2 separate regions of the Homo sapiens genome follow, and region 2 is linked to region 1. The links are chromatin loops, found by intact Hi-C in ENCODE. Cell type or tissue: heart right ventricle. All regions are shown on one strand. Each heading gives the region's core, and the rest is flanking DNA. Links, peaks and the distances in the headings are about the cores only.

Evidence for each region. Peaks named below come from ENCODE experiments on the same cell type or tissue, not always from the same donor. Only the 100,000 strongest peaks of a DNase experiment are listed, where the experiment ranks them.
Region 2: a loop joins it to region 1, with 7 times the contacts of the local background. A loop is called at or near these places in 71 of 110 quality-filtered maps.

The regions. Positions count from the first base shown.
Region 1 is chr1:92,746,669-92,752,053 of GRCh38, reverse strand. The region is part of intron 1 of EVI5 (ecotropic viral integration site 5); the gene reads left to right. It also overlaps the pseudogene H3P3. Among named protein-coding and RNA genes, the nearest start is that of EVI5, 36 kb to the left of the region's middle. In heart right ventricle, for the core only: a CTCF peak has its summit at 2,855 (motif pointing left); no DNase peak of the experiment used is centred there; H3K27ac peaks cover 459 bases.
Region 2 is chr1:92,816,093-92,821,477 of GRCh38, reverse strand. No RefSeq gene overlaps it. Among named protein-coding and RNA genes, the nearest start is that of RPL5, 13 kb to the left of the region's middle. In heart right ventricle, for the core only: a CTCF peak has its summit at 2,928; no DNase peak of the experiment used is centred there.

The sequences.
Region 1 (5,385 bases), core at 71-5,070:
GCAATATCTTAAGTATAAGGGAAAATTATTATTTTTTTAAGACAGGGTGTCTCTCTGTCGCCCAGGCTTGAGTGCAGTGGCGTGATCTTGGCTCACTGCTACCTCCGCCCCCTGGGTTCAAGCAACTCTCCTGCCTCAGCCTCCCAAGTAGTTGTAATTATTATAGGCGTGCACCACCATGCCCGGCTAATTTTTTGTGTTTTTAGTAGAGATGGGGTTTCACCATGTTGCCTAGGCTGGTTTCGAACTCCTGAGCCAGATGATCCACCCACCTTGGCTTCCCAAAGTGCTGAGATTACAGACGGGAGCCACTGTGCCCGGTTGGGAAAATTATTTGTAATCTAAGAGTTTATAGTGCAGTCATTTTCAAGTGTAACAGTAGAAAAAGCATTTTCACATATGCAGTGTCTCAAACTCACCTCTCATGCAACCCCTTTCAGGAAGGTAGTAGAGGAGGTACTCCACCAAAATAAGAGTGTTTTGAGCAAAGGGAAGACATAGTGTTTAGGAAACAAATGATCCAACCCAAGTGAGGTGAAAGGAATACCTGGGATCACAGTTGTGTACCAGGTGTAGAGCAACTAGTCCAGAATGGAGCAAGTCAGAAGGTTGCAGAAAGGACTTGTACAAAAATATAAGATTGATAGCACATGTGATATGCTCGAATATGTTGAGGAGATTTATATAATTGGATGAATTGGGGGTGAATTTATAAGTACAAATAAAGCTAAACAATTAGACATTTATTAACTCCAGGGAAAGTAAAAAATTGGTCCAAGAAAGTAAAAGTAATCACAGTATACCTCATAGAACAACTGTGACTAAAGTTACATAGTCATGTTAATGCATACACTGAATATTGGTGTAACCAAAAATATGTTTTTTATTTATTTTTATTTTTTTTGAGAGGGAGTCTTGTTCTGTCGCTCAGGCTACAGTGCAGTGGTGCGATCTTGGCTCATTGCCAGCTCTGCCTCCCGGGTTCATGCCATTCTCCTGCCTCAGCCTCCTGAGTAGCTGGGACTACAGGTGCCCGCCACCATGCCTGGCTAATTTTTTGTATTTTTAGTAGAAACGGGGTTTTACCGTGTTAGCCAGGATGGTCTCGATCTCCTGACCTCATGATCCGCCCGCCTCGGCCTCCCAAAGTGCTGGGATTACAGGCGTGAGCCACCGCACCCGGCCCAAAAATATGTTTTAATTACATAGGGATAATGGAATGTATGAAGTGTTTGTATGTTATGGTGGGCAAGGTTGATGATATGGATGATGGGGAAAGAACTAATTGACCTTTTTCACAGGAAGAAGTCAACAGATAAAATATTACTTTTTTTTTTCTGGTCATAACCTCATGTAAGTGGTAAAAATTAAAAGTAAGGGGAAAAAGGCAACGGGGTAGACATTTATTATAGCCAAAGGAGGGTCAGGAATTCTACTTCTGGATCTGGGGATGATAGGAAAGTTCAAAAATTATTTGCAAAATTTTGTTCATATGTGCATGAATTTCTCAAAGGAGTTTGTGACCCCTAAAATGTCTAAAGAGTATAGTGTAGTGTGATGATTGTGGTGTTTTTCAGCGTGTTCGTGAAAGTGTTAGTTTTAGTTTTGATTCTTGATTTATTTTTATGTTTTCATGTATTCATTATCTTGTTATATGAAAGATGACTTAGTTTGGTAAAGCAAATACCATTTTTTATTTGGTTTTGTATTAAAATAAACCTCTTAAGTATTGATTTGTATCTGTGCTGCCTTCTGAGTTAATGTCTTCGGCTCTTCTAGTTCATTGATTTTCTGTTTATGTCTGTTTAATTCTCTATCCCTCTGTCTTCCCCACATCTCACCTCCCTTTTTTTCCTATTTCATTTATTAAATTTTTTATTTCTATAAGTTCCACTTGGATACTTCAAAAATTTGCATGATCTTTGTTTGTATCCTATTCCTTGCTCATTTAAAAAATTCTTTTATTGCTTTAAGCATTTTAAAAGTAGTTATATATTCTGTATTTGATAATTCCAATAGTTGAAGTGCTTGTGGGTCTAATTCTATGCTCAGCTGTCATTTATTGAGTTTTGTCTCTTGTGTGAGTTATATTTTTGAGTGGTGAGCTTATTTTCATCTGTGTCAACTTTGGTGGCTTGATTGAGCATTTTAAGAGACTTAGAGAGCAGTTATGTGAACATGAATTAGTATGGATATTTGGAAATCTGAGGCTGTGGGCCCCCTTTTAGCAGGATGTAGATTATGTGTGATAAGGTTGGATCTACATTTTAGTGACTCTTCGAATGCTTGGCAAAGTACATTATTTTATAACACTTTCTGTGCTCTAAATGGGGAGGGAGTTTTTCCTTGTCTGAAGTTAGCATGATTTGGCTAATTAAGTGAATACTCATATTCAGTAGTTAGTACTCTCCTGCTTAACTAGGTGTATATATTTATTTACATATATTTATAGATACTATATATATATGTAGAAATTACCCTTTATTCCACAGAGACATTTATTGAGCATCTGGTTTATGATAGACAAGGTCTTTGATACTGGGGATATAGAGGTATTCAAGGCAGTCTCTCCTGTTGGAAAATTAAATAGTAGATGAAACTGAACTTTGTATATATTATTAAAGATGTGCTAGAGTATCCATATTAAAAGCTTCTGAATGCCCAGGCTTATATGTTCATATTGTAGAATGGTTGCCTTTTAAGAAGTTAAAAATTAGGAGCTCCAGCTGAAGGAGGAGGTTAAGTAAGGAGAGCTCTATACCATGGCTGGTACAAAGCTAACTGCCAGCAGATGCACCAGTGGTAAAACACCCAGGAAGCAACTGGCTACAAAAGCTGCTTGCAAGAGTGTGCCCTCTACTGGAGGAGTGAAGAAGCCTTATCATCATGACTATAATACAATTTATTTGTCCTATCTCCTATCTATTTGGCTATTAAGAATAAAGTAGCTATGAAGGTTTTCTTTTTCTTTTTTTTTTTTTTTTTTTGAGACAGAGTTTCGCTCTTGTTGCCCAGGCTAGAGTGCAATGGCACGATCTCGGCTCACCGCAACCTCTGCCTCCCAGGTTCAAGTGATTCTCCTGCCTCAGCCTCCCAAGTAGCTGGGATTACACATATACGCCACCACGCCCAGCTAATTTTTGTATTTTTAGTAGAGATGGGGTTTCTTCTGTTGGTCAGGCTGGTGTCAAACTCCCGACCTCAGGTGATCTGCCCGCATCGGCCTCCCAGAGTGCTGGGATTACAACCATGAGCCACCGTGACTGGCCAATATGTATTTATATTTTCTTAGTGTACTTGTACCTACTCATAGCACACTATAGACAAGTGAAAAGATGTTTTTTTCTCAATTATTTGAAGCCTCTGTCTCCCCAAAATAAAAATAAGTCTGGTATGCTGTCTTTACTGATACTCTATACTTTTAGTTTCTTGGTTTTATTTCAAGCACTGTTAAATATTTTAATTTTGTTTTGTGGGATAATGTGATATTGTTCCAGTTACTGTAGCGGTGTAACAAACCACCATGAAACTTAATGGCTTCAAATAATCATTTTAGTATGTGCTTAGATTCTGTGGGTCAGGAATTTAGACAGAGGATTATGAAGAGGACTTGTCTCTGCTTCACGTCTTTGGTCTCAGCTGGGAAGACTTAGAGTCTGGGGCTGACTCTTCACTTAGGGCCTAGAATCAGTTGGGGGTATGTTCACATTTGTGCCTGGTGGTTGAGGCTGGAACCTCAGCTGGACTGTTAGTGAGAATGCCTGTACTCTCCATGTGGTCTCTGCGTGGGCTAGTTTGGGCTTCTTGAAAGCATGGTAGCCAGATTCCAAGAGTTAAGCTCAGTAATAACTTTTGGTACCCACTTTTGGTTGAAGCAGTCAGCGAGCTTTGCTTGGGCTCAAGGGGAGGGGATGTGGACTTCACCACTCTATGGGAAGATGTGAGATAGGAAATGTGGCCGTGTTACAGATTGGATTGTGTCCTTCAAAAAGATATGTTGAAGTCCAGCTATCACAGTACCCTTGTACCTCAGAATGTGACTTTATTTGGAAACAGGGTTGTTGTAAATGTAATTAGGGAAGATACAGTCACTGGAGGGGAGAATGTCATGTGATCATGGAGGCTGAGATCCAAGTGCTTGAAGTGCTGCAACTGCAAACCAAGAAATGCTGGTCATTACTGGCAAACCACCCAAAGCTAGGAAGAGGCAAGGGAAGATTCTCCCTACAAGTTTTAGAGGGAGAATGACCCTGCTGACAACTTGGTTTTGGACTTCTAGCCTCCAGAACTGTGAGACAATACATTTCTGGGTGGTTTTTTTTTTTGTTTTTTTTTTTGGTGAGATGGAGTCTGGCTCTGTCACCCAGGCTGGAGTGCAGTGGCGTGATCTCAGCTCACTGCAACCTCCGCCTTCCGGGTTCAAACAATTCTCCTGTCTCAGCCTCTCAAGTAGCTGGGACTACAGGCACCCAACATCACTCCCGGCTAATTTTTGTATTTTTGGTAGAGACGGAGTTTTGTCATATTGGCCAGGCTAGTCTCAAACTCCTGATCTCAAGTGATCCACCTACCTCGGCCTCCCACAGTGCTGGGATTACAGGCATGAGCCACCACACCCGGCTTATTTCTGTTGTTTTAAGCCACCCAGTTTGTGGTACTTTGTAACAGCAGTACTAGGAAACTAAGATAACAATTAGTTTTCTTGCTGCATCTGCAGGGGATTGGTTCCAAGATCACTGCCCTCATACTACCATGGATGCTTAAATCCCATATATAAAATAGTGCAGTATTTGTATATAATATACACACATCTTCCTGTATACTTTAAAATCATTTCTAGATTACTTATGATACCTAATACAATGTAAATGCTGTGTAAGTAGTTGTTATACAGTACTGTTTTAAAAAAAATCTGTATTATTTTTAATTGTATTATTATATTTTGAATATTTGTGATGCATGGTTGGTTCAGAACCTGCGGATGTGGAACCTGTGGACTATATAGGCCATCTTTGGGAAATACAGACTTTTACAAATGTGTCATAAAAATTATTCTATAGCTTTTCCCCCGTTACTTGTATTGGGTAACAATATATAATAATATATGGTTGTTTTGCTCACTTATACTTCTTTTTTAAAAAAACTTTTTTTTTTTTTTTGAACCAGAGTCTTGCTCTGTTGCCCAGGCTGGAGAGCAGTGGTATGATCACAGTTCACTGCAGCCTTGACCTCAGGCTCAAGTGATCCTCCCGCCTTAGCATCCCAAGTAGCTGGGATCACAGACACACGCCACCATGCCTGGCTAATTTTCTTTTTAATTTTTTGTAGAGACAGGGTCTCGCTCTATTGCCCAGGCTGATCTTGAACTGCTGGACACAAGCAGTC
Region 2 (5,385 bases), core at 56-5,055, 69 kb before region 1:
ATATACGAATATATATGTATATATACACGTATATACGAATATATATGTATATATACACATATATATACACGTGTGTATATATACATGTATATATACGCGTGTATATATATGTGTATATATATACGCGTGTATATATATATGTATATATATACGCGTGTATATATATATAAGTGTGTATATATACGTGTATATATATGTGTGTGTGTGTATATATATATATACACCTATATATATATATATATATATATACACACGTATATATAGTGTGTGTGTGTGAGTTTGGGAGTGTGTTACAAGCTAAGAATCCTACCTGAGAACTAAAATTGTGAGTCTACATCTTTTCTGGAATTATTGAAAGTGACCATGGTCTTATTTTGCCAGTTCATCAAGGTTTAAAATATATGACTAATGACAAACTTTATAAATCCTTTTGAGAATCTACCTGTTAAATTACACCAATGTCTGTCTCCCTCTTCAATTATTTGGGCATATAAAGAGGACCTAAGATATATACATGAAAGCTCACCAAGTTTTTGGGAGAAACAACATAAATTATGGCTTTTTCCCTTAGCACATGACAATAAAGCCAACTTCTTCAAGGAAATATTGCAAACATAAAGGTGTAATTATATTTGTTATAGACAACCTCAAAGTGATGCTCATAATGCTCTTAGTCATTTTCATGTTTCTGCATGGGGTCAGCATCTTAGAGAGTCTGTGCTTAAAGGAGTCATCGGAATGGCACTTAGCACTGACAGCACAGCCATCAGATGAGTGTTTGAATACACCGAATGACTCCAGGAGCTCCGATGGAAGAGGCAGGACAAGTACATTAAGAATACTTGATAAAGAGCAAATAACACCAGAAACCCAAGTCACCCTTGATGATTCTCTTTTTCTCAAGTTCCACATCCATATCCTAGTGGCTGCACTTTAAAATATGTATATATAAAATAGCCAACCATTTCTCATGCCCTCCACTGCTACTGCCCTGGTCCAAGCTACCATCATCATTGCCCAGGTCATTGCATTAACTTCAACAGTTCACTCTGCTTCAAACTTTGCCCTTCTACAGGTTATTCTCCACACAGCCCGACTGATATTTTAAAAATACAAGTCAGAGTATGCTACTCCTCTGCTCAAAATTCTCCAGTGGCCAAATTCCTCATCACAGCCCACAAAATCCTACATGCTCTGGACTCCACATGTTTCTCTGACCTCACCTCTTCTCCTTTCAACCTTTCCTCATTCCATTCCAAATACTGGCCTCTAGGCGCACTCCTAGCTCAGAGTCGTTGTACTAGCTGCTCCCTCTGCTTTCACTAGTCAGCCACCAAATATTCATTTGGTGTGCTGCTTTACTTCTTTAGGTCTTCTTTTCAGGAAGGCCTTCCCTCATCATTACATCTAAAATAAAATACCCCATCACTCTCTCTTCCCTGTATCCTGCTTTTTCTCCACAGCATTTGTTACAACCTAGGAATTACACATTTGTTAATTTGTTTAGTGCATCTACCCTCCCTACCCCAAACAGTCTGTGAAGTCAGGAAAGGGACATTATCTGTTGCAATCACTGCTGTATTCCCAGCATGCATAGCAGAGTTTGGTATAAAATAAATTTAATGAGTAAATGAAATGGGTATACTATTATGGCAGGCACATTATAACCTCTCACCATTTATTTTAGTTGTTCCATTTATCAGTTAGTATATAACAATCTACTTGAAAATATAGAGGCTTAAAATAATAACACTTATTTATTTATTTTGAGATAGGGTCTCACTCTGTCACCCAGGCTGTAGTGTAATGGTGCTATCGGAGCTCACCGCAGCATTGATCTCCTGGGCTCAAGGGATCCTCCCACCTCAGCCTCCAGAGTAGTTGGGACTACAGATGCATGCCCCCATGCCCAGCTAATTTTTTATTTTTTGTAGAGATGGAATCTTGCTATGTCGCCCAGGCTGGTCTCAAACTCCTGGACTCAAGCAATCCTCCCACCTCCCAAAGTGTTGGGATTACAAAGTGTAAGCCATTGCATCTGGCCTTTTAAATTTTTTTGTAGAGACAGGATCTTGCTATGTTGCCCAGGCTGGTCCCGAACTCCTGGGCTCAAGTTCTCCTTCTGTCTTGGCCTCCCAAAGTGTTGGGATTACAGACGTGAGCCACTGAGCCTGGCCTTCTAGTTTTTTTTTTTTTTTTTTTTTTAGACAGGGTCTCACTCTGTTGCGCAGGCTGGAGAGCAGTGGTGCGATTTCAGCTCACTGCAATCTTTTCCTCCAGGATTCAAGCGATTCTCCTGCCTCTGCCTCCCAAGTAGCTGGGATTACAGGCACATGCCATCACGTGAACCCAGCTAATTTTTGTGGGTTTTTTCTTTCTTTTCTTTTTTTTTTTTCTGAGACAGAGTCTTGCTCTGTCACCCAGGCTGGAGTGCGATGGCACAATCTCAGCTTACTGCAACCTCTGCCTCCCAGGTTCAAGCGATTCTCCTGCCTCAGCCTCCCAAGTAGCTGGGACTACAGGCGCACACCAGAACGCCTAGCTACTTTTTGTATTTTTAGTAGAGACAGAGTTTCGCCATTTTGGCCAGGCTGGTCTCGAACTCCTGACCTCAAGTGTTCCCCCCACCTCGGCCTCCCAAAGTGCTGGGATTACAGGCATGAGCCACTGCTCCCAGCTTAGTTTTTGTGTATTTTTATTAGAGACGGGGTTTCGCCATGTTGGCCAGGGTGGTCTCGAACTCCTGACCTCAGGTAATATGATGTCCTTGGGCTCCTAAGGTGCTGGGATTACAGGCATGAGCCACCAGGCCTGGCCTCTAGTTTTATTTGAGGTGTTTTGTTGTTGTTTTGTTTTGTTTTGACAAATAGAGATTTGCAGTGGATTAGGGGTAATTTGGTCTTGCTTGCAGTGCTTCTACTCACCAGAAGGAGGAGTGTGGCCAGCAAGCTGCCAGAAGATGAAGCTGTATTTCTAGGGGCAGAAAGAAAATTGGGAAATGAACAAATGACCTACTTCTTTCCATCTAAGTATACCTGAAGAAGGGTGCAGCTACTGGCTACTGGCCTAAAATTTGGGAAGGGAAGGAGGATATTGGTGAAAGCCTGGGAGAAGCTTGCCAAGATTCATCTGTTTCCAGTAACAGAGGGGCAGGAGCAGGTGAGTTTGAGTTTGTGTGTTTGTGGGTGTTTGGGGCAATGCCTCAGAGAGAGAAGGCGGCTAATGACAGGGTCATTAGATGTCAGTAAGTGACTTTGCAATTCAAAGTGTTGCTATCCTAAAACCAGGAAGTAAGCACAGGACCTCATGGATTGTACACAGGTCATATTCATGTGCACTTCTGAGTTTGGTCCAAAAATATGGTATAACCTGTATGTGTTCCACAACTGTCTTTTGCATTTTGTCCTCTATAATACATAAATGGCCATTCTTCCTTCAGCTATGAAATTGATTTTACCTCCTAGACCCACTACCTCCTAATTCTTGCCCCTCTCTTTAACCCATGAATCCTTGCTGCCAGTCTTTGGTTGAGACAAAGACCAGCCTTGGGTGGGGACTCCTTTTTTCAAGAATGTCTGAGGCTATCAGTAGTAGTGAATTTATATATTCTCAATACCAAAAGGGGCTGAAACAATTCTTGGATGGCTTCAAGTTTGAAACCAACAAGTCAGAAAGACTCCAGACCATTTCAGCCCCCAGGGCCATGGGTAGCACCAAAGGAGAGAATGGGCTTTAGTATCCCTACAGTCTTCATTAGCACCCCCATCATTGATACAGACGATTAGTATTTTCTCAATTTTTATAAAGTGCTATGTACATGCACCTTCAAGACCTGTTCTCTCACCCTACCTCTCCACCTAGAAAGCTGCTGTATGCTCCTGCTGTGTAAAAATCCTAAAGCTGTCCCTGGTTGGTCATCTGCAACGACCCATAACACTTGGCTTCCTGGAGTAGGTGCAATTGAGATTCTTTGAACTTTGCCCAATTTTAAGTGTAACACAACCAGTGTAGTTGCAGTATTTACATTGGAAAAACAGGTTCTGATCAGCATTAGTATGGGCAAAGTGGATATAGTTTTAACTTACTTACTAAACTAGAATGTTTGCCTTTAGATCACCATGTGTACTTTCTTTGGTCATTTATTGCTGAAGTAATCATTAAACCTTGGTGTTGTCCCCATCATAGATTAAGTAAAGGCCCAGGCAAGAAAATCTCTAGATGATTTTTTCCTTTAAAACCCACCCAATTTAGAATAATTTTTCATTCACCAATAATTTTTCATTCACCAAAAGTAGAAACTTAACATGACTTCCTAGATGAGACTTTTTAAATTTTACTGTCACCATTATTTACACACTTGTTGAAGAATATAGAATAAGTCCTCTTTTCCAGAATAAAATAAGCTTTTTTTTTTCTATAATAGAATAGCTATATTTTTTCTTTTTTCTACTAGAATCCTCTGCTGGAGGAAATACTTGGATAAGGTGCTGCTGTGGAGGGTGAGGCCTCAAGGACTTGCTGAAGCATCAGGCTTGAAAAACTGCTATGCAGACAGCCAGGCGAAGAATTTGCTTTGCACACCTGTAATCCTAGCATTTTGGGAGCTGAAGTAGGAGGATTACACAGCTGCACTCCAGCCTAGGCGACAGAGTGAGATCTCATCTCTCTAAAAAACAAACAAACAAACCAGGTCAACATAGCAAGACCCTGTCTCCATCAGGGGCAGAGCCAGGGGAAGAATTTGCTTTGCTTCTGAAAGGAAGTCATATGAATGAGACGGGGGAAAGGAAAGAGAGGAGAGTGAAGCCACCGTGATGGCTTTCTATGAATTGACTCTTCTCCATGATCCCACTATCTTCAGTGAAGTCTACTAAAATCCGTAAAATGTTGGTGGAAATGAATTTCCTTTGAAAAGTCATGTGGGGCTAAATTCTGGGCTGGCATGAATGAAAGAGGAACAAAAACAGCACGCCCCAAAATATGAGCTGAAGGCAGAAATGATCATGAAATTATAAGTCACTGGGAATTAGCAGGAATCCTGGTTAGGACATTGGATTTTACAGACCTCAGAAACTGAAAGATTGAGTGGAATTTAACTGCTTTTCTGAGGGGAAAGAGCTTCCCTAGTTGACATCTGAAATAATTCTCAAAGGGAATTATTTTGGGAAGGTGAAGCACTGCCTAACACAAATCTTCAGGCCTGAAAATTCACGTCGCAAGGAAGGGTAACTAGTTTCTAACTTTATTATTTGGAAATTTAAAATCCATATAATAAGAATTGGTAGCCAGGCACAGTGACTCATGCCTGTGGTCCCAGCTCTTTGGGAGGCCAAGGCAGGCAGATCACTTGAGCCTAGGAGTTCGAGGCTAGCCTGGGCAACATGG